Linked DNA regions of Homo sapiens: region 2 is linked to region 1. A link is a contact called in ENCODE Hi-C or POLR2A ChIA-PET data. All regions are on one chromosome and are shown on one strand. Each heading gives the region's core, a stretch centred on a gene start or an enhancer-like site at or near the end of the contact. The rest is flanking DNA. Distances are from core to core; before and after follow the strand shown. Region 1 has its middle 20 kb from the start of ARHGEF3-AS1. Region 2 overlaps DNASE1L3 (deoxyribonuclease 1L3).

Region 1 (4,090 bases), core at 498-2,997:
AAAGCAGGCTCTTTCCATTCACGTTGCCAGAAATTTGCAAAAAGTGCTGAGGGGTCCAGGAAATAAGTGAGCTTGGCAAATGCATTTTCATGGGGACAAAGTCTGAGAAGGGTTCTCAGAGCCAGAGACACATGGGCAGCGTTCTGATGGGTGTTCTAGGCAAAAGAACTGGCAAACTCAACAGCAAGGCAGTGCAGAACTACAGGGTATTTTGGAAGACACCAAGTACTTTAATAGGTCTGGAAGCTGAACTGACAGGCTTGGGTCTTGCTTCAAAAAGTGTGAGGGAATCACACCTGCTTAGAGAAAGGAGGAAGTGAAATCACTGTAAAAAGCCTTACGCCTTTCAGGCAAGCATCTGGGTCACCATGGAGCTAGCACCTGGAAGCACTCGGTAATGAGTGTCAGATCAAATGACAGTGTCCACTGAGAGGTGGGTTTCAGATTGTCCTTGGGATTCCCTATTTCCTAAAGCCTGACTCCCCACAAAGCAAGCTGGTTAAGTGGTGGCTGGTGGAGGGGTAAGGGCAGGTATTCCTAAGGCGTCTTGTTCCAGCCTCCTACACAGGAAGGGTCCTAAATTTGAACAAGCCTGTAAACAACTTGAGATTAGCTAGCTTTGGGGACAATTCAGCCGATGAAGAAAGACAGTGCCCTGGGAAATGCGGGAGGCTCCATCACCCAGCCATTCCTCTCTTGGAGTATTTTCTGACAAGCCACTTCAAGGAGTCCCAGCAGCCAAGGCCAGCCTCACCCCAGTAAGGATTCACTGGAAATGTGAGACGACCAGGGCATTGTACGTTTTATTTCTTTGGAGAGGAGGAAGGAAACATTCACATGAACAAATCCTAGAATGATTCAACCTAACTTCCGGCTGCTGACTGAATGGGAAAGAAGAACTGAAACCCGTGGGCTGCAGCACTTCGTGCAAGAGGTGAAACTTGAGGGGCTCCAGGGCAGGTAGCAGTGGAGCAGGGAGGGGCAGAGAGAGGGCCAACAGATGCCCTGGCAGGGGAAAGGGATGCAAGCCTGCAAAAAGGAAGCAAAAACAGGGCACGGCCGTCTCCTCTGATGCCCTTGCTCTGACCAGAAGCAAGAACTCCCGGATTGAAATGGGTCCATGAAGAAGGCACTTCAAGAGGAGAATTTCAATAGTAAGAGGCTCTGATCCGCAAGGTCCACGTTCATTTTGAGCTTTATAATGGGATATCAAAAGGAACAGGAGTCTTCTCTATGGCATCTAGGATACTACTAAGTATTCAAACATGTTTATGTATTGGTTTTTACATTTTAATAGTAACATAGCATCACTGTCACACATTCGAACCACACAGAAGTATACACATTCAAACCACAAAGAAGTATATAAAGTAAAAAGTGAGTCTTCCCAAAGGCCCTACTTTTTTTTCTATCCCGATCCCATTTGCTGGATGCACTGGTGTTAAAAAGCCAGACGTAGACAGAGGTTCATAAACCCAAAAGGATTTAGGAGCAGGGGTCAGGTACCTGAAAGAAAAGGCCAGGTGGGCACTGGGGCACCACTGAGAGTTTTTGTCTTAGGTCAGTTCCAGCTTTTCGGGTTCCTAAGGGGTTAATCATCCAGGGTGAGCAGACATTCTAATTTTTTCAATAGAAGCCTGAAATTCAGGGTTTTATGTAAAATCTCTCAATTTGTAAATGCTGGCAACTATTCATCACCATAAGAAGTACTGTATGGGCCACATAACACAGTTGCTGGCTACATTTGGCCCAGGGGCCACCAGTTTGCACCCTCTGGTGGTAATCCTTCCAGACATTTCCTTCTGTCTAAAAACACGAGTTGCTGGGTGTAACATCTTATTTTTTTCAAAAATAGAATGATAACATTGTTCTACCACTTGCTTCTTTTTTCATTTAACATCCAGGGCATCTTTCCCTGTCACGCACATTTTTGACCTCTTACTGCAGAGCATGCTATGGTATGGAAGGAAATTAACTCATTTAGCCACCTGCCCTGTGGACATTTAGCAAATACGAAAGATACACTTGAAATGTCACTTCTCATTGTCCATTCCTCTTACCTCTGCCAATGTTGATAACTCATGATGAAAGTGCACCTGTGTGTGGATATTAACATATCATACAGCCACAATTACTGAAACCACAGCGACTAAGGATTTTTTATGTTTTAATATGAGCACTTACCATGTATTTTCCCACGTGATCCTCACAACAGTCCCAAAGTAGGCCTTATTATTATCTTTCTTTTTGCAGATTTAAAAAAACTGAGACTCAAAAAGGTGGTGTACGCCTACCCATGGCACGTGGCCTAGAGGTGGTGAGGTTGGTCAGGAGTGGGGCCTAGCAAGCTTACTTCAGAGCTCCTGCTACAAGCATACAGCCCTCAGAAGACACAGCGAGAAACCTGCTCTGGGATATTCAAGAATCTGACATATTAGAGCACAAACCACTAGAGAAGGATCGCTAACAATGGGACAATTCACTTGCCTCTTGGAATGAAAAGCCTCATTTTAAAGCCCTTCTTCATACTCATCCAACATAAATTCTACATAGATTGGAGAGAAATGTTAAAAGGGGGAAAAAAACCTACAAAATTCTGGGGGCATAGGTTTTCAGGGTATGGTATTTTTCTTTCAGTATATAGAGTTGAATCATATATTTATACACAGGAAACTACCTATAGGGTGCCTACGATGCAAAGATGAACCCTGTTTTCCCACAGCTGGTTAAATAACCAAACTGGTAACAACCCCTCTTGTTGGGCTCTAAAGAGATTAGCACCAAAACTGGGACCTAACTAAGGTGTCACCAAAAGTGTCATGGTATCACTAGAACCAGAACCATGTTTCCTGTGTTCTTGTTCGATATATCTGAGGGTATTTTCTGTTGAGAAGTTCCAAGCAATTTCCTTACCAAAGATATTATAAGGAACATACTCGTCAGGGTTGTGAGAATTTCATTTACATAAAATAAAATATTTAGATTTTAGCAGAATTACTTCTTCATTAAAAGTTGGCAAGCAACGATGATTCTTTCCATTTGAACTTTATCCTGGTTCCTTAATGTCTTTCTTATTTGTACTTAACAAGCCAGAAATGTCACAAAATCTTACAGTTGGAAAGGGAATTTCAAGGTCTTTAAACATACCCCATTTGATACTTCAAATTTTAAAATTCCACAAACTGAATTTAAAAATAGGTAGTAAAAAAATCTCATGGCCAAGGCCGGGCACGATGGCTCATGCCTGTAATCCCAGCACTTTGGGAGGCCGAGGCGGGCAGATCACGAGGTCAGGAGATCAAGATCATCCTGGCTAACGTGGTGAAACCCTGTCTCTACTAAAAATACAAAAAAAAATTAGCCAGGCGTGGTGGCGGGCACCTGTAGTCCCAGCTACTCAGGAGGCTGAGGCAGGAGAATGATGTGAACCTGGGAGGCGGAGCTTGCAGTGAGCCGAGATTGCACCACTGCACTCCAGCCTGGGTGACAGAGCGAGACTCCATCTCAAAAAAAAAAAAAAAAAAAAAAACTCATGGGCCAGTGCAGTGGCTCACACCTGTAATCCCAGTGGTTAGGGAGGCAGAGACATGAGGATGGCTTGAGCCCGGGAGTTCAAGACCTGCCTGGACAACATGGTGAGACCCTATTCTCCATAAAAAGAAAAAAAAAAAGACCAAAAAAAAAAAGGTTGGAAAAAATCTCAAATGGGATGGTAGCCGTGACCAAATTAAAATAATATATTGCACACTGGCTTACCCAAGGTTCCAACATCATAAGATTATTAGTTCTCAGATCTTAGGTTTCTAAGACTGTTGTCAAATTTAGGTAAGACTAAGGAAAAACAAAAATTCAAAAACAAATTCAGGTAACACTAAGGAAAAACAAAATTTGGGTGTTACTAGGTTATCAGGGAGGCATAAAGCACAGCAAGCCAGTGAGAAATAAAAAGAATATCAAATTAGAGCCTGAGAGTTGCTCACAGTCATGCACTTTTATTGAATGTCTTTATCTACTCCTCAAAGCTGGAAGGGTGGTTAATCCAAGTAAAACCTGAACAATTCCTCTGCCTGCTTCACCATGAACTCTAGAC
Region 2 (4,090 bases), core at 960-3,459, 1.3 Mb after region 1:
GTAGCTGGAATTATAGGTGTGTGCCACCACGCCTGGCTAATTTTTGTATTTTTAGTAGAGACGGGGTTTATCCCTGTTGGCCAGGCTGGTCTTGAACTCGTGACCTTAGGTGATCCGCCCACCTCAACCTCCCAAAGTGCTGGGATTACCGGTGTAAGCCACCGCTCCAGGGCTACGGCTTTTTTTTTTCTTTTTTTGAGACGGAGTCTCTCTGTGTCACCCAGGCTAGAGTGCAGTGGCGCAATCTCGGCTCACTGCAAGCTCTGCCTCCTGGGTTCATGCCATTCTCCTGCCTCAGCCTCCCGAGTAGCTGGGACTACAGGTGCCCGGCACCACGCCTGGCTAATTTTTTTTGTATTTTTTAGTAGAGACGGGGTTTCACTGTGTTAGCCAGGATGGTCTCGATCTCCTGACCTCGTGATCCACCGGCCGCAGCCTCCCAAAGTGCTGGGATTACAGGTGTGAGCCACCACGCCCGGCCCGGGCTACGGCTTTTAATTCAACCCAAATGTAAATTCTTCGCATCAAGTTAGACATTTGTGAAAGCTTTCTTTAAGACTCAGAAAGCAAAGAATGACATGTTAAAGGCTCTTCCATTTCTGACTTCTTCTAGGGATGTGCAGGACCAGGCCAGTGTTCATGTGACGTTTTCAGTCCAGGGCACCAGCCAGATCCTGGGCATCTTTGCATGTTCCCCCAGCACTCAGCACATGAGAGGTGTTTGATAAATATGTGAACATGGAACAAAGACTGGAACTGAGACCATCTTGTCTAATTACATTTTTAAAACATCATTTTTATGGCTTTTCATTTTCTCCGTTTATTTTATTTAATTTTACTTTTTATTTTATTGTATTGAGACAGGTCTCACTATGTTGTCCAGGCTGGAGTGCCGTGGCTATTCACAGGCATGTGATCATGTTGCTCTAAAGCCTTGAACTCCTGGGCTCAAGTGATCCTCCTGCCTCAGCCTCCCAAGTAGCTGGGATTACAGCATATGCCACCACAACTGGCCTATGACTTTTTAAAAGCCACAAGAGGCCGGGCATGGTGGCTCACACCTGTAATCCAAGCACTTTGGGAGGCCAAAGCAGGCGGATCACCTGAGGTCACGAGTTCAAGACCAGCCTGGCCAACATGGCGAAACCCCATCTCTACTAAAATTACAAAAAAAAAAAAAAAAAAAAAAAAAAGCGGGGCATGTTTGTGTATGCCTGTAATCCCAGCTACTTGGGAGGCTGAGGCAGGAAAATCGCTTGAACCCGGGAGGCGGAGGTTGCAGTGAGCCAAGATCCTGCCACTGCACTCCAGCCTGGGCGACAGAGCAGGACTCTGTCTCAAAAAAAAGAAAAAAAAGAGGCACAAGAGTTATACATGTTGTTATGAGAAACAAAATTCAGAGCATCAAAATAAGAAATGAATCTTTAAAATGTCACATGTAATCCCACCATCCTTTGGGATACATGTGTATAAAATCAGGATCCTTTTAGTAAACATCTTTTTCTAACCTGTTCTACCCCTGACCTGATCTACTGTGGCCATGTTGCCTTCTGATTCTTCTGTATCATTTTCAATCACTTCCCACTCATTTGCCAGGGGAGAAGAATGGCGCTGGAGAAGGGACTTGACCTACCCACGGGCACACAACTGCCATGTGTAACTGAGTGAGTGGCCATCGTCCAGGCTTTGCTGGAAGTCCTTCAAAATAGGGGGTCTGGGCACTTAGACCCCTGTAACTCCCCGCCTTGGGTTCCCACTTTGCAGAGTGATAACTTCTGCAAAGGAAACACCAGCCTCAAAAGCTCCAAGAGGAACAGGCCGGGCATGGTGGCTCACGCCTGTAATCCCAGCACTTTGGGAGGCCGAGGCGGGCGGATCACGAGGTCAAGAAATCAAGACCATCCTGGGTAACATGGTGAAACCCTGTCTCTACTAAAAATACAAAAAAAAAAAAAAATTAGCCAGGCGTGGTGGCGGGCGCCTGTAGTCCCAGCTACTCGGGAGGCTGAGGCAGGAGAATGGCGTGAACCCGGGAGGCGGAGCTTGCAGTGAGCCGAGATCGCACCACTGCACTCCAGCCTGGGCAACAGAGCGAGACTCTGTCTAAAAAAAAAAAAAAAAAAAAAAAAAACTCCGAGAGGAAGTGAAAACGAGTGGCCTGGTGGCTCTCATGCAGATGGCCATCTCACACTTCCTCGTGGCAGGCTGAGCTCTGGGAACTGTGGCCACCACCTGGGACCAGGCTCCTAGGGGTTTCCCCACCTGTGGTCTCTGTGATGGAAGATCACTAACATTCACACGCCTCAGGCACTCCCCCCTCTGTCCCCATTGAAGGAGCAAAGATGAAAGCTGTTTGAAAATCCCTGAAGGGACTTTAAAAAGCACGAGGGAATGCTAGGACTTAAATGTATGCATTGCATTTAGGAATATGTAGCTAAAGCTTTAAAAATATAAATACCGTTGCACTAATTGGTCTCATTTTTAGGGTTGCTTCCTGAGGAAATCATAAATACTTGCACAAAATGCACAGAGGATATTGATTTTAGCAGTATTTATAACAGCAAACCCTTGGTAATAACCCAATGCCTAATGATGGGGATTGGGCGCATCAATTGCGGTAAGTCTTTGTGATGGAACAATGATCAGCCCATGAATGTAATGAGCACTTGCCGTATGCCAGGCATTGTGCTAGCAGCCTGACATGTTATTTCATTTACTCCACATCGGATCTTCATGAGTGAGGCACTAGGATAACTTCCATTTTACAGGGGAGGAAATGAAAGACACAGAGAGCTTGTCTCTTGGTCACAGACATATGAAGTGATAATGTCAGGATTTAAATCCAGGCCTATCTGATAGCGAAGCCAGTGCTTACCTCTGCTAAGCTACAGTGCCCAGGGCCACCGCATAGGGTCCTGTGGTTCATACGCTACATGTGGTACCCAGTAGAGGGGCCTGACATTTAATTGACTCAGCTCTGCAAGCAGTGTGCTTTTCTTATTTTTATTTTTATTTTTTATTTTTGAGACAAAGTCTCACTCTGTTACCCAGGCTGGAGTGCAGTGGTGCGATCCTGGCTCACTGCAGCCTCCACCTTCTGGGCTCAAGCGATCCTCCCACCTCAGCCTCCTGAGTAGCTGGGAGTATAGGTGTGTGCCACCATGCCTGGCTAATTTTTGTATTTTTTGTAGAGACGGGGTTTCATCATGTTGCCCAGGCTGGTCTCAAACTCCTGTACTCAAGCGATCCATCCATCGAGGCCTCCCAAAGTGCTAGGACTACTGGCGTGAGCCACAGTGCCCAGCCACCTTGCGTCTTTCCTAGTGCACACCAAGCACTGTGGTGAGCCAGCAGCACCCTGCAGGGCCTCCTACCTGTCATATGCACAGTTGGTGCTCTTCTTCACCGTGGTGTCCTCTTGGTCCCCGATCAGCCAAACAAACCTGGGGTCAGTCCTCAAGCGGATGTTCTTCCAGGCCTTCTTGGGGACGTAGCTGCAGCCGGCATTGAAGTCACCCATGAAAATGAAATTCTAAAAGACAAGATTTGGAACTGTCACCTGGTGGGTGCTGCTGCAGAATGCTTTCACACTGGACTCTAGCAAAGACTCTGCGTCCCAGGCCCAGTAAACAACAGGGTCTGTTATGGGCTGAATCTTGTCTACCCCCTGCTCCCGCCCCGGCCAAATTCCTATGTTGAAGTTCTAACCCCCAGCACCTTAGAATGCGACTGTATTTGGAGATAGAACCTTTCAAGAGGGAATTAAGGTAAAATGAGGTCATATGGATGGGCTCTAATCCAATATGACTGGCGTTCTTGTAAAAAGGGGAAATTAGGACACAGAAAAGTGGAGCAAAGACCATGTAAAGACACTGGAAGAAGATGGCCGTCTACAAACCAAGGAGAGAGGCCCCCAAAAGACACCAGCCCTGCTGGCACACCTTGTTCTGGGACTCCAGCCTCCAGAACGGTGACGAACTCACTTTCTATTGTTTAAACTTCCCAGTCTTCAGTATGGTACTTTGTTATGGCAGCTCTAGCAAATGAATATAAGGTCTTTAAAAATTTCTTTTTGTTGTTTAAAATTGAG

Evidence for each region. A loop is a pair of places that touch in the nucleus more often than their neighbours do. ChIA-PET counts read pairs that join two places held with the same protein, here RNA polymerase II (POLR2A). Pooled maps may share reads with other maps.
Region 2: a loop to region 1 is called in a map with no recorded cell type, with 16 times the contacts of the local background. The contact joins two enhancer-like sites. A Hi-C loop is called at or near these places in 6 of 37 single-sample maps with no recorded cell type and 4 of 50 pooled maps. POLR2A ChIA-PET finds 5 or more read pairs at or near these places in 1 of 52 experiments (activated B cell).

Annotation. Positions count from the first base shown.
Region 1 is chr3:56,917,549-56,921,638 of GRCh38, forward strand. It overlaps a transcript of ARHGEF3 not described here. Among named protein-coding and RNA genes, the nearest start is that of ARHGEF3-AS1, 20 kb to the right of the region's middle. Within about 2 kb of position 1,748, at least 3 of the 41 ENCODE cell types and tissues checked have a DNase peak (open chromatin) inside an H3K27ac peak, as active enhancers do.
Region 2 is chr3:58,194,447-58,198,536 of GRCh38, forward strand. DNASE1L3 (deoxyribonuclease 1L3) reads right to left here. Exons shown (of 8, transcript NM_004944.4): 6 at 3,375-3,532. Among named protein-coding and RNA genes, the nearest start is that of DNASE1L3, 14 kb to the right of the region's middle. RefSeq lists an enhancer at 2,124-2,303. Within about 2 kb of position 2,210, at least 3 of the 41 ENCODE cell types and tissues checked have a DNase peak (open chromatin) inside an H3K27ac peak, as active enhancers do.